2 separate regions of the Mus musculus genome follow, and region 2 is linked to region 1. Evidence: chromatin loops called from intact Hi-C (ENCODE). Cell type or tissue: left cerebral cortex. All regions are shown on one strand.

Evidence for each region. Peaks named below come from ENCODE experiments on the same cell type or tissue, not always from the same donor. Only the 100,000 strongest peaks of a DNase experiment are listed, where the experiment ranks them.
Region 2: it touches region 1 in a loop (7-fold over the local background); 16 of 42 quality-filtered maps call a loop at or near these places.

What each region holds. Positions count from the first base shown.
Region 1 is chr14:74,944,804-74,952,803 of GRCm38, reverse strand. It overlaps Lrch1 (leucine-rich repeats and calponin homology (CH) domain containing 1), which reads left to right and starts at 4,927. Exons shown (of 19, transcript NM_001252132.1): 1 at 4,927-5,420. The coding sequence starts at 5,144. In left cerebral cortex, CTCF peaks have their summits at 3,760 (motif pointing right) and 5,980; DNase peaks (open chromatin) are centred at 4,917, 5,897, 6,848, 7,481 and 2 more places; H3K4me3 peaks cover 3,244 bases; H3K27ac peaks cover 2,423 bases.
Region 2 is chr14:74,760,061-74,768,060 of GRCm38, reverse strand. The region is part of intron 18 of Lrch1 (leucine-rich repeats and calponin homology (CH) domain containing 1); the gene reads left to right. Among named protein-coding and RNA genes, the nearest start is that of Esd, 32 kb to the right of the region's middle. In left cerebral cortex, a CTCF peak has its summit at 3,719 (motif pointing left); DNase peaks (open chromatin) are centred at 96, 3,703 and 4,113.

The sequences.
Region 1 (8,000 bases):
TATTTACAGATATATTACAAAGAGAATACTTTGGTACTGAGAACATGTATGGGAGTGACCAGAAAAGGGTGGTGTTCATTAGGGAATATTCTGGCTTCTTTTTTTTTTCTTTCTTTTCTTTTTCTCCTCCTTCCTCTTCCTCTTCTTCCTCTTCTTTCTCTTCCTCCTCCTCGTCCTCCTCGTCCTCGTCCTCCTCCTCCTCCTCCTCCTCATCCTCGTCCTCCTCCTCCTCTTTCTTTTGAATGAGGAAACCAACGCAGAGAGGTTAGAGGACACTGACATAAATAAATGTAAATAAGGCTGAACTCTGCTGATCTTGGGGTCAAATGCCTGTTCTGATTTGATCATGGTCTCCACGTGTTTTTGATTGATTTTTCACCCAGAGATTGATGGGAGACCTCATTGGCTGTGGATGGCTGGGCATGGTGTCAGCTTCTTCTTGTCCAGTTAGCTTTGAGCAGAGGGGACCATAGAACACGGACTGGATTTTGGGTTTCTACTCAAAGAGAATTCTTGGTGAGTTTCAGTAGACAATATGTTACAAATAGAGTGGTTCCATGGGGGGTTAGATGTATGACCTCCCTGCAGACACTGAGTCCAGAAGATGCTGAAGTCCTGTAGCCTGCCACTCACCTTAAATTCTCTCTAGATTCCCTGTAATATCTGATTCATGTGTAATAGTTCCCAATATAATATTGTTTCAGGAAGGATGACAAGGGCAAAAACAATCTGTATATGTTTGGTTGACTTTTTTTTTTCTGAGTGTTTTTAGTTCTTGGATAGTTAAATAATGAGGCTACAGGGTTGGGAGTGCCAACTTTGGAGCCCAGGAGAGCTCACTGTTTACTAGACAGTTCAAAGAAACCAGAGATGAGAACCTGAGACACCAGACCCTGGGAGGGAACTCAGTCAGGATCCTCTGGGTGATCCGCATGGTTGTGAGTTCATTTCCCAATGAAACAGCAATAGCCGCACGACACAACACAGTCCCTCCTAACAGACCTTATATGCTCAATGACAAGGAGAGGACTCCAATTTTAGGAGAAATGAAATAAACAGGGCATCTAACAAAAGAGACATGTCCATGCTTTTGAAGAAACAATGAAGCGGCATGAGAGCCATCCAAAAGGACACATGGCATATCTTGATTTTTTTTTTTTTTTTTTTTTTTTTTTTTTTTTTTTTTTTTAGAAATATTCAGGATTAGTGTCAAGAGGCAAGGATTCCTCTCAGTTTGAAGAAAAAGCGCCTCCTTTTGTGCAGAAAAAAATCATTTAAAACTTTAGAGCTATCCCAGCAAATAGCAACTTGCTATGAGACATTGTGCAGCCTTTACATGCAGAATACTGTAGGTTTTGAGATACTGGGAAGGAGAGAGAGGCTAAGAGGATTTGGTTACAGAGTTTGCAGGTTGGAAATCTGCACAAGATACAAGAGACTACAAGGACCAGGACAGGACAGGACACTGGGGGGCGGTAGGGGGGACTTGGATATTTATCCAAAGTATACACTCATTGTCTTTGCTCCTCTAAGAAAGGATTTTTAAATTTAAATCTATTTTTATTTAAAAGAAGTTATTTATGCCTGTTGTGGTGGGTGTATTCAGTCTACCTCTTGTTCTGACCTAGGTTTGTAGTCCATTGGGGATGGGGGCAATAGTCTTCATCTCCCTGCTAGATTTTAAGCAAAAGGTCACTGAGGACAGGGGAAAAAAGAAAGATCAATTTTTATATGATGTAAATATGTTTTCACTTAAGTAACTTCAAAGTCACGTTAGACCCTTTTATTAGTGTATAGGCTTGCTGGCTTGCTTTTTTTGGGGGGGGGCAACTTCACACAAGCTAGAAGGTCATCTAGGAGGAGGGAACCTCAATTGAGAAAATGCCTCCATCAGGTTGGCCTGTAGGTAAGTCTGTGGGTGCATTTTCTTGATTGATGATTGATGTGGGGGGGGGGCCCAGCCTACTGTAGTCAGTTCCTTGTGTGGGCAGGTGGTCTTGGGTTGTATAAAAGAGGAGGAGGAACAAGTTGTGAGGAGCCAGCCAGTAAGAAGCATTCCTCCAACGACTGCTTCAGCTCCTGCCACTGCTCTGACCTCTCCTCAGGATGGCTAAGCTCTAAGCGTAAACCTTTTTTTTTCTCTAAATTACTTTTTGCCGTGGCGTTGATCACAGCATTAGAAAGCAAAGCAGGGCAGTGCATGTTCATTGTGTAAGATTGTAGATTTTCATAATGACATTTTTGTTAAAGTTAGCTATGTTCTTTTCTCATATCTCCTCCCATTATCTTCTCTGGTGTCCCATCAAACAAGTCCCCCTTCTCTTCCCAGATAGGCCCCTTTCTCGGTCATCAACTCTCTGTGTTAGAGTATTTGTCTTCCTGAGTCTGGCATATATTGCACAGTATGCTGAACTCTGGATCTATCCATTTCCTCGCAAATGACACAATTTTGTTCTTCCTTATGACTGAACAAAACTCCGCTGTGTATATAATACTGCCTATTCTTTATTCAGATGCCCAGGCTGATTCTATAACTTGTCCATAGAGCCACAGATGTGTGTGTATTTGTAGTGTATTGGCTTAGGCTCCTCTGGGTGTATTCTCTAGAATGCTGCAGCTGGATCAGAACTCTTTATACAGATGTTCTGTTTTTTTTATTTTAATTTTCTTTTTATTTTCTGCACCTGGCATTCTGTCTTTATCTTTCAATATTCCACCACAGTATATAATATAATATCAGAATGTGGTTCTACCTTTATTTTAGTTTTGGAAGACCCTTCATGTTGATTTCCACAGTGGCTATACTAGTTGATGTTATTGCTAAAGGGACCTAAGTCTTCCTTCCCCTCCTCTCCTTCATTCTCATCAGTATCCGATGCTGTTTGTTTTAGTGCTAGCCATTTTATCTGGTGGTAAGATGTATTCTCATTGCAGTTTTGATTACAGCTCCCCCTGGTTAAGGACTCTGAACATATTTTGCATCTTTTTTTTTTTTAAATTATTTGTACTTTATCTTTTGAGAAGTGTCTGTTCATTTCATCTGCCCATTTGTTGACTGGATAGATTTCTTGGGTGTTTAATATTTTTCTGTCATTCTTTTAACATCCTAGATATTGACAACCTAAATTTCAAATGATGCTGGGTAGTCAAAACAATACTGAACAAAAAAGGTAATGGCTGGAGGAATGGCAATAGAAGATTCTAAGTATCACAGAACTGCAGGAAGAAACACAGCATGGTGTTGCCACAAAACCACGTAACTCAAAGGAGCAGAAGATTCAGGAATGAATCAGTGCAGCTGCACCTAAGGCTACCTCACTAGGTACCCAAAGCACACACCAGAGAAAAGAAGGTCTCTGGCACATCGCGCTGGGAAAGCTAGATTCTGCATGTGGAAGAATTAAACTGGATCTCTGTATCTTGCCCTGCCCAAAGATCAATTCAAAATGGATCAAAGCACTTAATATAACACTCAAAAACCTTAAATGGTCAAAGGAAAACAGGAAAAAACCCTCCATGATGCAGGAATTGGGAAGGATTCTCTGAAAAGAGCCCTAAGCTCACAGGAAATGATTACAAAAACTGTCAAGCAAGATTGAATGAAATGAAAATGCTTCTACACCACAAAGGAAGCAACAGATCGAAGAGACCGCCTACAGAACAGGGTGAAAACAAAACTAAGCTTAAGGCACAGTTTATGAAATCATAGAGACTTGAAGGAAGTGGAGCCAGAGAGGAGGAAGGTGGTGGGGGGTGAGGGCGGCACACCACTAGGTGGCGCCTGTTTCTTCCGGAATAAGTAGGATTTGCTCTCAGCCTGGAATCTCAGGAATTAAGGGGTAGCCCTGTAGCGAAGTCCATGCAAGTGACATAGATCATGTCATACTTAGTGCTGAGCCCAAGAAGTCATTAGGTCCACGCGGCTGCCTAGACTATCACAGATCTGCATTACTGTAGTATGTATGATAAAGTTGTATCATGTCCATACTTCACTCCAGCCTCATTTCTCCAAGCCGAGTCACTCCATAGAGACTATCAAGCTTTGGGTCCCAGGCTGTTAAGGTGTGGGAAGGGAATGGAGGCTTTATCAGTCTTCCAGCTGGGTGGCTTTAGGTGACACAGGTCCTCTGGCTCTTCCATGGGGTGCAAGGCCTGGCTCAGGCGCCCACTGTAGGTCAACCCATGGCAGAAGATTTGTTTGCAATCAGACAGTTCAGTTCCCATGCCTCACATGAATAAGAAGGTGGCGCACCCGGAACATTTCATAGTACCTAGGCTTAGGTTTAAGATATGACCTTTGTGATCACTAGGTCTTTGGCGTTCTAACGCTTGGAGTAATAATTTGGGTATTTTATCATAAAAATTACCCTTTCTCAAAGCCCTTCCTCTATAGATTTGTCTATTTGCCCTGAAGTCTTTCTTGTTCCTGTGGTCTGTAGTGAAGGTGCAAAATTTTGGTGACTGTGGGCTGCGTGTTCGAATTCTGCAGGGGTGATCGCGGCTCGCTTTAACTTCCTCTCGCTGAAGGAAGCAATTTTTCCACTCACAGATTTCCTGGATTTAGTGAGAGATTTTGTATGGTAAGCACCTAAATGCCAGGGGGCGTCCGTGAGGGTAAACCCACAGTGGAAAAACTGCTTTTGGGGGCAACTCTGGATCAATCAACCAGAACCACTCTCCTCCCTGTGACCTTGTATTCCAAATCTTGTCTCCCGCCTCGCCTGGGTTTTCATAAACGGCTTAAAAAAAATCCCAGAAGACAAAAACGAAACCGACAAAATACCCTGGCCCGCAGATGTGTAAACTACAAGGGGTCGGGCTGGAGAGAAAGTCACCCAGAATGTGCATCCAGTTCCAGCCAGCTTCGGGGGTGGAGCGCCAACAAGCTGCGGAGGAGGAGCGGCGGGCGGGGGCGCGAGCACGAGCAGACACAGGCGCGCCACCGCTGCCGTCGCTGCCGCCGCCGCAGCCCTTGGCTCCCCCGGCTGGAAACCTTGGCGATCGAACTGCTGCCTCCACCTCTGCGCCGCTTGCCGCCCCTCCCGCAGTCCCGCGGCTTTCGAGGGAGCGCTGCGGGGACTCGGGACCGCCGGGGAAACCTGTGACCCCGCGCAGGAGCGGCGGGGCGGGGGACCGGGAGAAGATGGCGACGCCGGGAAGCGAACCCCAAGCTTTCGCGCCCGCTCTCTCGGTAACCGCCCTGCACCCGCATCTCCACCAGCACCACCAACACCACCAACACCACCAGCACCACGGAGGCACCGGCGGCACCGGCTTCAACCTGCCCTTGAACCGTGGTTTGGAGCGCGCGCTGGAGGAGGCGGCCAACTCTGGGGGCTTGAACCTGAGCGCCAGGAAGCTGAAGGAGTTTCCCAGGACTACGGCCCCGGGACATGACCTCTCGGACACGGTTCGGGCAGGTGAGACAAGGCCGGGGCTGGCCACGCGTGTGCGAGCCGGGCTGTCGCTCCTTCCCGCCGGGCCCGAATGTGTTACTAGATTGGCTCGGCAGGAGCGGGTTCTGCAACGAGCACGGTGGTTGTAGCGGGCACGGTGGTCCTCCTGGCCCCGGCGACCTGCGACCGTGGTGCAGGAGCGCAGGGATGCGCCTAGGAGCTGTTCCTGGCGCGCGGGAAGTGGGGGCATCTCGGGCGACCGCGAGCAAGTCCAGAACACGAACCAAGTCGTGGACCTCTACATGGAAGCATTCTGCGTCCTGGTGGGTGGGGAAGGCCAGACAAAGGTGGCCGGCCGTCGGCTAGCCCTGTCCTCTCCGCGTAGTGTCGGGGCCCCGGCCTCCGCGCCGCGCGACCGTGGCTTGCTGCAGCCAGAGAGGCGGTGCCAACCTTGGTTCTGCGCCTGTGCGAGCAGAGGCTGGTGTCTGGCTCTCCGCCCACACATTTTGGTTCCCTCCACCGGGGCTCCCCGGTTCTCACTAACCCCGGTCTTTGCGGGGGCCCTGGAGGGGAAGCGTGGCATAGTAAATGAAAAGTAATTAAAGTGAGCCTGTTTGCCAGTGTGAGCCCGGCAAGTTGTAACCCGCGCCACAGAGCAGCCTGCTTCTTCAAGTTGTGTCATGTGTTGACATATTTTGGAGATGTCTGCTTTCCCTTTAGTAGTCGGAGTTGTGGGAGTGGACCCATAAACAGGAAGGAGGGTGGTGGAAGAGGGTTGGGGCCTTGGGAATCCGTGCAGATCTGACTTAAGTTTCCGACCATATCCTGTTCTGTTCTTTGCGGGACGATTTGTACCCCAGCGAGCGCCTAGCGTTTCCCAGGGCAGTGGGTGCCCCACTTTTGTGCCATTGCCTAGACCTCACGACTGTCGTTGTCTCTTCCGACTTGCATCAGGTCTCTTAGGCTTCTGAATGGCTTGGCTTTCAGATGGGGTCCTTCAGCTACTTATAAAGGAAGACTAGGGGGCGGGGCAGGGGAGCCAGCTGTGGCTTTCGGAGGCTAGGTTTCTGGTTAATTCCATAAACATTTAATCAGGAGACCAATTGAAAATTTAGATGGAGTTCTGAGTCCATTGGAGGCTAGAAGCACTCCTCTGGAGTCATTAAACGGTGATATTTGGGTTTAAGGATTGTCAGGAATGGGTAAGCAGAGGGGAAATTCCAGAACTCAGTTTTCAACAGCTGGAGAGGCTCTTGATAGGACCTCATAGTTACAGCTTCTCAAGTAGAAGTTATTCTAAGAGTCGCCTGAATCATTAACCTTAAAAAGTCACCCCATGTTTTCCTTCCCATCTGCCATAGTTAGAATGGCTGTGTACTGCAGAATGGAGAATCAGAATGCCCCATGCTAACGTGTTCGCGCTATTCAGTAGCAGGCTTAGAGTTATTCCAACACTTCAGTATTACTCATGATTCCTCCCAAGGTTGGGTAGAGTTGGCATGTGTGCTGTGCTGGCATGTCTTTGAGAATACCATTGCTTTAAAAGTAGTGGAGGGAGGTGTTCATCTTTCAGTTACCGCCTCTGTGAGTTGACACTGTGTGGAAAGGGTCCTTCCTTCCTGTTCTCTCTGTGTGCGGTGGGGTGTGCAGGTGTCCAGGCATTAGGAGTGTTACATATATTTTAATGCTCCTAAAATCCTTAAGTAGTCAAAAGTAAGAGGCTTCATGCTAATTCTCCACCCTAAAACAGTTACTATTTTGGAGCAGCAGCGGCAAAAGAATGTCAGCTACGTTTGTGGGCACTTAAGGCAATACCATAAAGAAAACAAAAGCAAAAACAAAAACAGTAGCTGAAGAGTCTGTTGTTTTATGTAAAAGTTTCAACATTCACATGTGTTAAGGATTGCTTGCCTTGACCTGAGTCACACATGTGAGTGAGTATTCCTCTCTTCTCCAGAAATGCTTAGGTTGGACACGGGGACTTTGCCTGTGAGCCCAGTAGTTGGAGGCCAGTCTGGACTTAGTAGTAAATTCCAGGCCAGCCTCCGTTACAGGTTAAGGCGGCCCTGACTCATTCTTCATGCCTATACACCCCCACATCCCCCAAAGAGTGTATTAAATTGAGCATTATTCTTTACTTGTGAAAGCAACAAAGCAAAATAAAGACATTCCGTGGGGGGTGTTGACATTTCCTACACATAAGGGAGTTGAGGGAGATGTTGAACCTTTGGTAATAATAAATCCCATACAGATAGTGGCTTCTCCTGGGCTCAAACATCTAAGGATGGACTATGACGATCCTCAAGACCCTTTCATAAGTTTACTTGGGTAGTGGGGAGCCTTTTCTCTCTGTTAAGTTATGTGTTTCATTGTGTCTTGTAAAATTTAGCCTTTCCAGCAGCTATTTCTACAGACAGCACCACATACTTGGGCCACACAGCCCAACTGAACAGAGATGTAAAGTAAGAGATGAGAGGCCCTGAACTGCTCAGTAGTACAAGAAACCAAAACCAAAACAAAGACCTTCTTAATTTCACTTTTAGGCTGTTATTTCCCTGAAATTCAATCAAAACAGCATGCTTTGTGCCAAGACAGGCAGTCCTG
Region 2 (8,000 bases), 180 kb after region 1:
ATTGTCTATGACAAGTAGGCCTTTTGCCAGATCTGTCTCTCTTCTGTGAGGGAGCCCATCCTGTTTGGAGAGTCTGAGTCAATCCTTGCTAGCAATTTCAGTCACACACTTGTGTTTAATCTAAGCTTATTTCTTAGGCTCTGCTGGTTGTGAGTTTTTTTTCTCTGCCTCCTATAGTGGGAAATTAAATCAACATTTGACTCAAAGGAGTTCTGAGTGAATTAACTGTTTTGCAAATGTTTTCAGTCATTACGAGTATTGTGTAAAAAAAAAAAAAAAAAAAAAAAAAAGAGGGCGTGTAGCTTCTGCAAATCCCCTGCTTTAGCGTTTTCTGATTTAATTCTCAAAGATAAAAAAGTATTATAACCCCAGAATTTCCTATTTAATGCTAGTTTGGGGAAAGTACAACAGGTCAGGAAAACTCCAGTTCTCTCAGGGATTTCCTTCATGGTTAGCATCACTTTGAGGGCTGGAGCTACAGCCCTCATGGATACATGCTGTGGGACTGAGTTAGAGACCAGGTCTTAGATGGCTGCAGCAGCCCACCACGTTCCATAGTCATTTGCCTCAAAACCAGACTTAGTTAGTCCTGATTGTTTTGTTTTTGTTTTTCTTCCTTAGAGATTATAATTTAACTTAAACGACCGTAATCTGAGACTCTGGGTTTATCTGCTTTAATTAAGCCTAGCTTCTATGACGTAGTAGGATTGTTTCTTCAATGAAAGGGACGGTCTGAGCCCTTTACTTCCCCAGAAGTAGACTTCTGAGAGTGCCCACCTCACCTGAAGAAATACCCCCCCAAACTGCAAGGCAGTCTGAGTGCTGCAGTGATACTACAGAGCTGACTGCTGGTGTTCCTTGGTGTTCTTGCTTGGCTTTTGTTTTGTTGACAGTCTTGTTACATATCCCTGGCTGGCCCCTACATAAGTCAGTGTCACCACCCTTGGCAAAGTGGCTTGCTTCTGCCATGGAAATAGCCGGAGAAAGTCACATTTCAGTTTGTGTTTATGTCTCTTATGTCTGCTTTTCTTAGATTTGACTGGTCAAGCACAGCATTGTACTAGAGCGTTCTTCCTGCAGTAGAAACCTTCTCTGTGGGAAGGAGCTATTTCCCATCTATTAATCCTTGGCCAGCATCTGGTCCCCAGGAAGATCCAGGTTACTTGTGGCTGTTTTAATTCTTGGGTGGTCTCTTTAACAGTGGTATCTTGGTTCTCTGAGATCTACTGTGAAAATGTGTGAGATTGGCTAGATTTAACATGATTTGTTAATCTTAAAATATCTCTTGTTGGTGCTGGAGAGATGGTCTATTGGTTAAGAGCACTAACTGCTCTTTAGGAGAGCCTGAGTTCTGTTCCCAGGACCCAAGCCACTAGCTTCTACTCCAAGGCATCCACTACCCTCTTCTGGTGTGTGTGTGTGTGTGTGTGTGTGTGTGTGTGTGTGTGTGTGTGAGAGAGAGAGAGAGAGAGAGAGAGAGAGAGAGAGAGAGAGAGGGAGAGAGAGAGAGAGGCAAGGAGGGAGAGAGAGAGCTTGCACATATAAATCTTTAAATTATCCTACCATCATAAAGGATTTCCATTATCATCAGCCCACCTGGTATTTTACCTGAGGGTATCAGGCTGAACCCAGAGGATACAGGCAACATGAGCCCTTGGACTCAGAGTAGCCTTTCATTTGAGATTGCTGTACTTAACAAGGAAGTTACAATAAAAAGCTAATACCCCAGCAAAATATTTAAAAGTATATATACATATAATATGCATTTTAAATGCTTTGCTCACTTGGAAATTGTATTTGTGAAATATGTCACAGATATTGTCAATCTTTAAGTTGAAAGCAAAATACAACTTATCTTTCTTACTGGCATATCAGTTATAATTCCTATTAATTTTGAACTCCATGACTTAAAATCCTGGTTCAGACTTGGCAGTAGTACATACCTTTTAATCCCAGTTCTCAAGGCAGAGGCAGGCAGATCTCTGTGAGTTCAAGGCCAGCTTGGTCTACATAGTAAGTTCCAGGCCACCTCCTGGTTTGCAAACTCAGTGCATATGGAAGCTGAATCCTGATAGCAGCAGGCTGTGAGGGCTGCCCAGAAATCTCAACAGCCAATTATGACACATAAATTCCACATAAGTAGAGATAAAACATGGGAGCAGAGGCATCCTGCTGTCTTTGAAGAGTAGTGAAGGGATTTAGATAATAACCTATTATGTGCCAGGCTTTCCTACTGCACATCTCAGAAGCCTCCTTTAGACTCTTCTGTTATATCATCCCAGGGCCCCGAAGGCAAGTTTGGAGGCTCTTGAATTTGAGGCCATTCTGAACTATACCATGAAGCCCTGACTCCAGAAGAAAAGAAAAGAAGAGAAAAGAAAAGAAAAAAGAAAGGAAAAGAGAAAAGAAAAGAGGATTGGAGATTCAACTTTAGATTTTGTATTTTTCCCTTAGTAATGTTTAAGCTCTAGGTGTGATGAATGAAAAGCTCACACTTTTGTGCCACTGATGTGCACATAATGCCACTTGGAGCACATAAGGCCACTTGAATATTAAGACTGTTCCAATTCAAGAGCAGTGTGCACATTGCACAGCCTGCGGTGGTGGGGTGTGATGGTGGATGGAGGTTCCTGTCCAGTTTACATAGGGCTCACTGGGGGCTCTACTTTTGTCATGGACTTAAGAACTTGAAGTAAGGGTTGACTCCTGCTATTTGCTAGTAAGCAGAAATGTGTGCTTCTTTCCGGTGCTTCTTCCGTGTGGTGTTAATTGTATGCACTCTCTTTCTGTTCTAATGGCTGCCCTCGGATTAGGCCGACCTGTGCTCTCCGTATGACATCCTGCAGTTGGATTTTCGTCACATTCGAAAGACTGTTGACACTCTGCTGGCCCTCGGGGAGAAACCCCCACAGTCAACTTCTGCCCTCCGCTCCAGGGACCTTATAGGCTTCTGTCTTATCCATGTTCTCCTTATAGTACTGGTCTATATCGCTTACCGCTGGAATGCTCTGTCTGCCTAACTCCTGCATGCGCATCCAAACGCTCTGCTCTGGCATCCTGGTCCAGCCCAGCTCCTCCCCCCATTGGAGCCTTTGCCTTGCAGACTCTCCCATCCCTGTCATCTCTTCAGTTAGCTGTCGAGTTTTGAAACTGAACATTTATAAGCCAGATTTTTCCTGAAGCACAAACTTTGTAGAATACAGTTCCCACTGGGTAATTTTTTGCATTTAACTAAAAGCGACAGCGACAGCGACAAAGCCTGTCAGTGCATACCTCATACTCCTTCACACTCGTGGTGTGGGCAGCGATGCTCCTGTAGGTCCTGCTCTCTCCCATGAGCCTCTGCTCTGTGCAGGAGGTAAGGAGAACCAGGACAGGAACAGGGTGGGGTTAGCATACAGGAGTCTTGATACTTGATTCTGGTCCTAATTCAGGACTGGCAGTTGATCTGTAGAGGGGTTGCCTTGCAGAGAAAAGCCAGCATTTGGGCTCAGTCTAATTTATAAACATCTCTAATGGTACCATTGCTGACCAAGCTGAGAAGTCGTATCTGGAGAATGACTGCTTTGCTGGCTGGTTAGTTGGAGTCCTCCCTGTTTGCTGCAAGGGGCTTGTGAAGGGCACCCAGGAGGATTGCAGCCAATGTCCACCAGAGCATGCCCTCTGTGCCCTCTGCAGGCCTAATCTGGGGAAGTGCCTTCCTGTTAGAGCGCCACCTGGTGGATCTGCTTAGCCCGCTTTTCCTTTTTATTAGGTGGTGTTCTGAAGCTGAGAAAAGGGTTTTATAGAAGGGATTTCTATTTTTGCATAATGTGACGGGGTCGCTTTACTTTCTTGGTATATTGAATAACTGCAGACCCAGAATGTGATGCATTTGACTCTTCAGTTTCAAATAAGTCTATGGATCCTGGAACACTCTTAGCACCAGGGGCCTTGGGTTACTATAGCAGCAGATGATAAGATCGCTCTTATTTTAGATGAATGTTTTTCCCCATTTACTTTGAATGTCCATTTGGCCTTTGATTTTTAGTAATATTAATGATCCAACTGTTTATTTTTAAGTCCGTTTTTAAAGGCTTGCGTATCGGCCTCTCAGCTTTTGGGGCAAAGTGCTTCTTTTTGTGGTTAAAGGAAGAAATGTTAGACTCTAATCATGTTGGCCCATATCTTGCTGAGTCTCTGGAAGCCTCTTTACAATGTGAGAAGGCCCTGCTGCAAGCTCCAGCCACATTGTCGGCTTCCTTTTATATCCTTCTTGCCGAACACTGCTTCTCGTGTTGGGAAGGTGGTGGTGTTAATGCCGTCAAGATAAATGTCCAGTTTGCTGAGATATGAACGTTCCTCAGATATGGCTGCTATGAAGATTATCATATTTTTCTGAACATATTCATGAGAACAGGGGAGATGAGATTCTGAGATGCCTCCATACTTGAAGGGTTATATTTATAGAATCTTTGCTGCTAAATCAGATATGATTTTAAAACAAAAAACAGAAAGCATTCTTTATGCCATAAGATGTTAGATTGTCTGAGCCTCTTCCTCCCAGCATTGTGTTGATGGTGAATACAGGGTTCGTGATGTGAGTTGTGTCTGAAAGCCACAGAGTTATGAGTCGTCTTTGGTGCTATCTTGTACTTTTCTGTAACAATAAAATCCCTTTGTACAGTGTCTGGTGACCACCCTGAGCCGTAAATTGCTTAATAAACACAATTGGGTGATTAATCCAAGCTTTTTATTTTTTTCTTGGCCTGTTGGTGCATTTATTCCTGGGTGCCCAGAATGATTCTTGGCATTTCTACCCAGCTCTGCCATGCATGGGGACTTTCTTTCAGTGTTTGCCACAGTTTGTTTGTTTCCATCTTCTTAATGGTGGGCAAAAGGAGAATTGAGAAAACGTGCTAGTTTGCTGGCTCAAGGAAAAAAAATAGCATCAATAAACATCAAGTGAGTAAAACAGTCCCATGAGATTAGATTGATCTTCAATGGTAGCTTCCCGAATATTTCTCCTCTGGCATCCCAAGGATGCCCTGGCTATGCTTTTCATCTTCCATGTCCTTAATTTACATCGAATGTGCTGCTCTCCGTGGGGGTTGCTGTGTGATATTTTTCATTATCTAGTATGGTCACTCCCAGAGCATAATCAACTCAACCCTTCAGGCACCACTTCGAGTGGGTCATTTTGCTTATTGTAAGCAAACCGTTAATTTCTGGTTGGAACACTGGGCCTCTCTGTGGTGCTCCTCCGCAGTTCCAGACAGCAGCTCACAAGCTTATGGGATACCGGCCATTGCCACACAGCTGGGGACACCTGACTAATCTTCCTTCAGGGATTCAGTTGTGTGATTTGTCCCGCATACCAGGGCCCCATCTTCTTTTAAGAAAGAGTGTTTTTAAAGTATTTCCTTCAAATACGTGATAAAGAGAAACAGCTGTTTACATTTCCATTTTGCAGTAGCCATTTGTGAGGTATCCCTTCTACTCCTGCAATGGGTAGAAAATGTTCCACGTAGGGTGAGAATTTCCAAAATGTATATGACCGTCAATTTTCATGGCTCCTTCAGGATTTCAGGCCCAAACCACTTCATTGTCCTTAACACTACAAAAAGGGGACCAGTAAAAAAAAAAAAAAAAGAAAAAAAAAAAAGAAAAAAATCCTTGTTGAATCCCAAGCAGGTCAACTGAGTGGGGTTTTTAAATACACTTAGTATCACAATGCTATTTGTATTGTTTAGTTATCTTCTGAATTCACATCAGTCCCAGTATGAGTTAAAATTTTAGGAGTCTGAGGCAGGTAAAGTGTTTATAGTTTAGGTAAAAACGTTTGGGTGCTGAGAAGTGCACCCAGGGCCTTGGCTTTGTGTCTCCATCTCCTGAAGAATAATTTAATATAATCATCTTTCACGGGCTTTGGTTTTAAAGGCTAGGTTTGAGACTTCAAAATTACCTTTCAACAGGCAACCCTTTGGGTAGGGGGTCCGTGCAATCTACTTTCCTTCCTGCCCTTGGCTTTTCCAGCAGTGTTGTTCATACTTGGTTCATTCAGTTATTCCTCATGTATTGAACGTGCGCTGTGTACTGGCCCTATGGGAGGTGCTGCAGATAAAATAGTGTTCAAGATCCAGGTCCCCATCCTCCGAAAGTTTGTAGTCCAGACCAGGTGTCAGCATACTTTATGATTTTTAGGATGATGGTCTCTGTTGCAACCAACCAGCTTGTCATTAAAGCACGGATGCCACCATACAGGATATATGAACCAGGGAGCTGGTCTGAGTGCCAATAAAACTTTATTCACAAAGAATAGAGGAGGAATCGGACTGGCTTGAAGGTCCTAGTTTGTAGACCCTCAACCAAATGGCTTCTTAGAAAGCAAAGAGGGTTTCCTTGAGAAGGGCCTGAGATGGGTCAATTACCGAATTCTGTGAAACACATAGAAAGAGGGCGTGGCATTCATGAGGGTCCATGCAGATCCCCGAAGCAGTAATATCTGCACTAAGATTAGAGATGTGTAAGCTAGGCGTGAGTGGCAAGGCAGTGGGAGGAAGGGGCTGGCGAGTGGCCTGGCTGCGATATGAAGAATAGTGGAAGAATTAGCAGGAGATTGACCCTGGGGGCAGAGCTAGACCTTTGCATTCATATGCATTAAGATAACACACAGTTAAGCTCCACACAATTCAGTCACAGAATATTTTATTTAAAAAAAAAAAAAAAAAAAAAAGGCTGAACCAAGGGAAATGAGCTGGTGTGAAGGACTTTGTCGTAGACCAGTGGCTCCAGTGGCTGGCCTAGAAGTAGGGAAGGCTCCATATAACCATCATAAAAAGTTTCAGGGAGAGCCGGGCGTGGTGGCGCACGCCTTTAATCCCAGCACTCGGGAGTCGGAGGCAGAGGCAGGCAGATTTCTGAGTTTGAGGCCAGCCTGGTCTACAGAGTGAGTTCCAGGACAGCCAGGGCTACACAGAGAAACCCTGTCTCGAAAAAAAAAAAGTTTCAGGGAGAGAAGAGCCCGTGTGACAAGCAGTCCAGCCTTTTCCCCCACAGTTAGCATTATTTTTCTATGGCTGGCCTGCCTTTCCTAATCCTATTTGCTATGGCTCAGAAGAGTGTCAGTGGGAGAGCCTAATGGAACCCACCACTGGGGGAGTAGCCGAAAGCATCTACTGTGGAAAACGTTCAGTGTTATTGATAAGCAGGATAATATTTAAGATTTCATCGTGTTTAAAAAAAAAAAAATAACAGCACAGGATCCCTGTAGATATACTGCATGCCCTCTGTCACATTTTCAACATGTCCTCTGATATCCTGTGACAGCTTTAGTTCTCCTGAGGTGGCATCTGGCCTGCTTGGCTCTTGGAAGCCCTTGCCCTTCTGTGCTGTTTATGGCCCCATTGGAAACCCACAGCAACTCCAGTCCCACCCAACTTCCGAGCCCGCTTTGGGGAGATGCTGGGACACAACTGTTGTGATGGAAAGTGGCCTGTGTCCATAAGTCGGTGTCCCCTGCTCCCCATTTCTCCAGGATCTCTGTGTTCAACCTTTCAAACAGCAGAGTTGCAGATCCATTCCAGGCCTGTTGCGGAATGCCGTGACTGTTTTATCTTTATAGGGCTTCTGGCCTTCTAGGCTAGTTTTCTTAGATGACGCCAAGCCTTCAACATGAGCTGAGGCCATCTCTGGATGGGCGTGGGTAGAAAGAAAAAGGAAGGCTTGAGGGGTATGTTTCTGTCTGTGTTTATTGGTGATCCCTGACTTAGTGATATTCAATTAGGGTTTTCCATGCTTAAGATGGTGCCCTTCTGAAAAAACCACTTTCTTTTTTCTCTTTCAGGATAGGACTCAATAAACTGCATGAGCTATTGAGCACTGCATAGAATATATATTTTATATAAGTATAGAATAAGACTTGTATTAGACAGTTTTCCCCAATGGTGGGCTCATGTAAGTGTCCTGAGCATGTGTGTGGTAGATGCTGGGCTAGGCTATGATGTAAGTTAGGTTGAGAA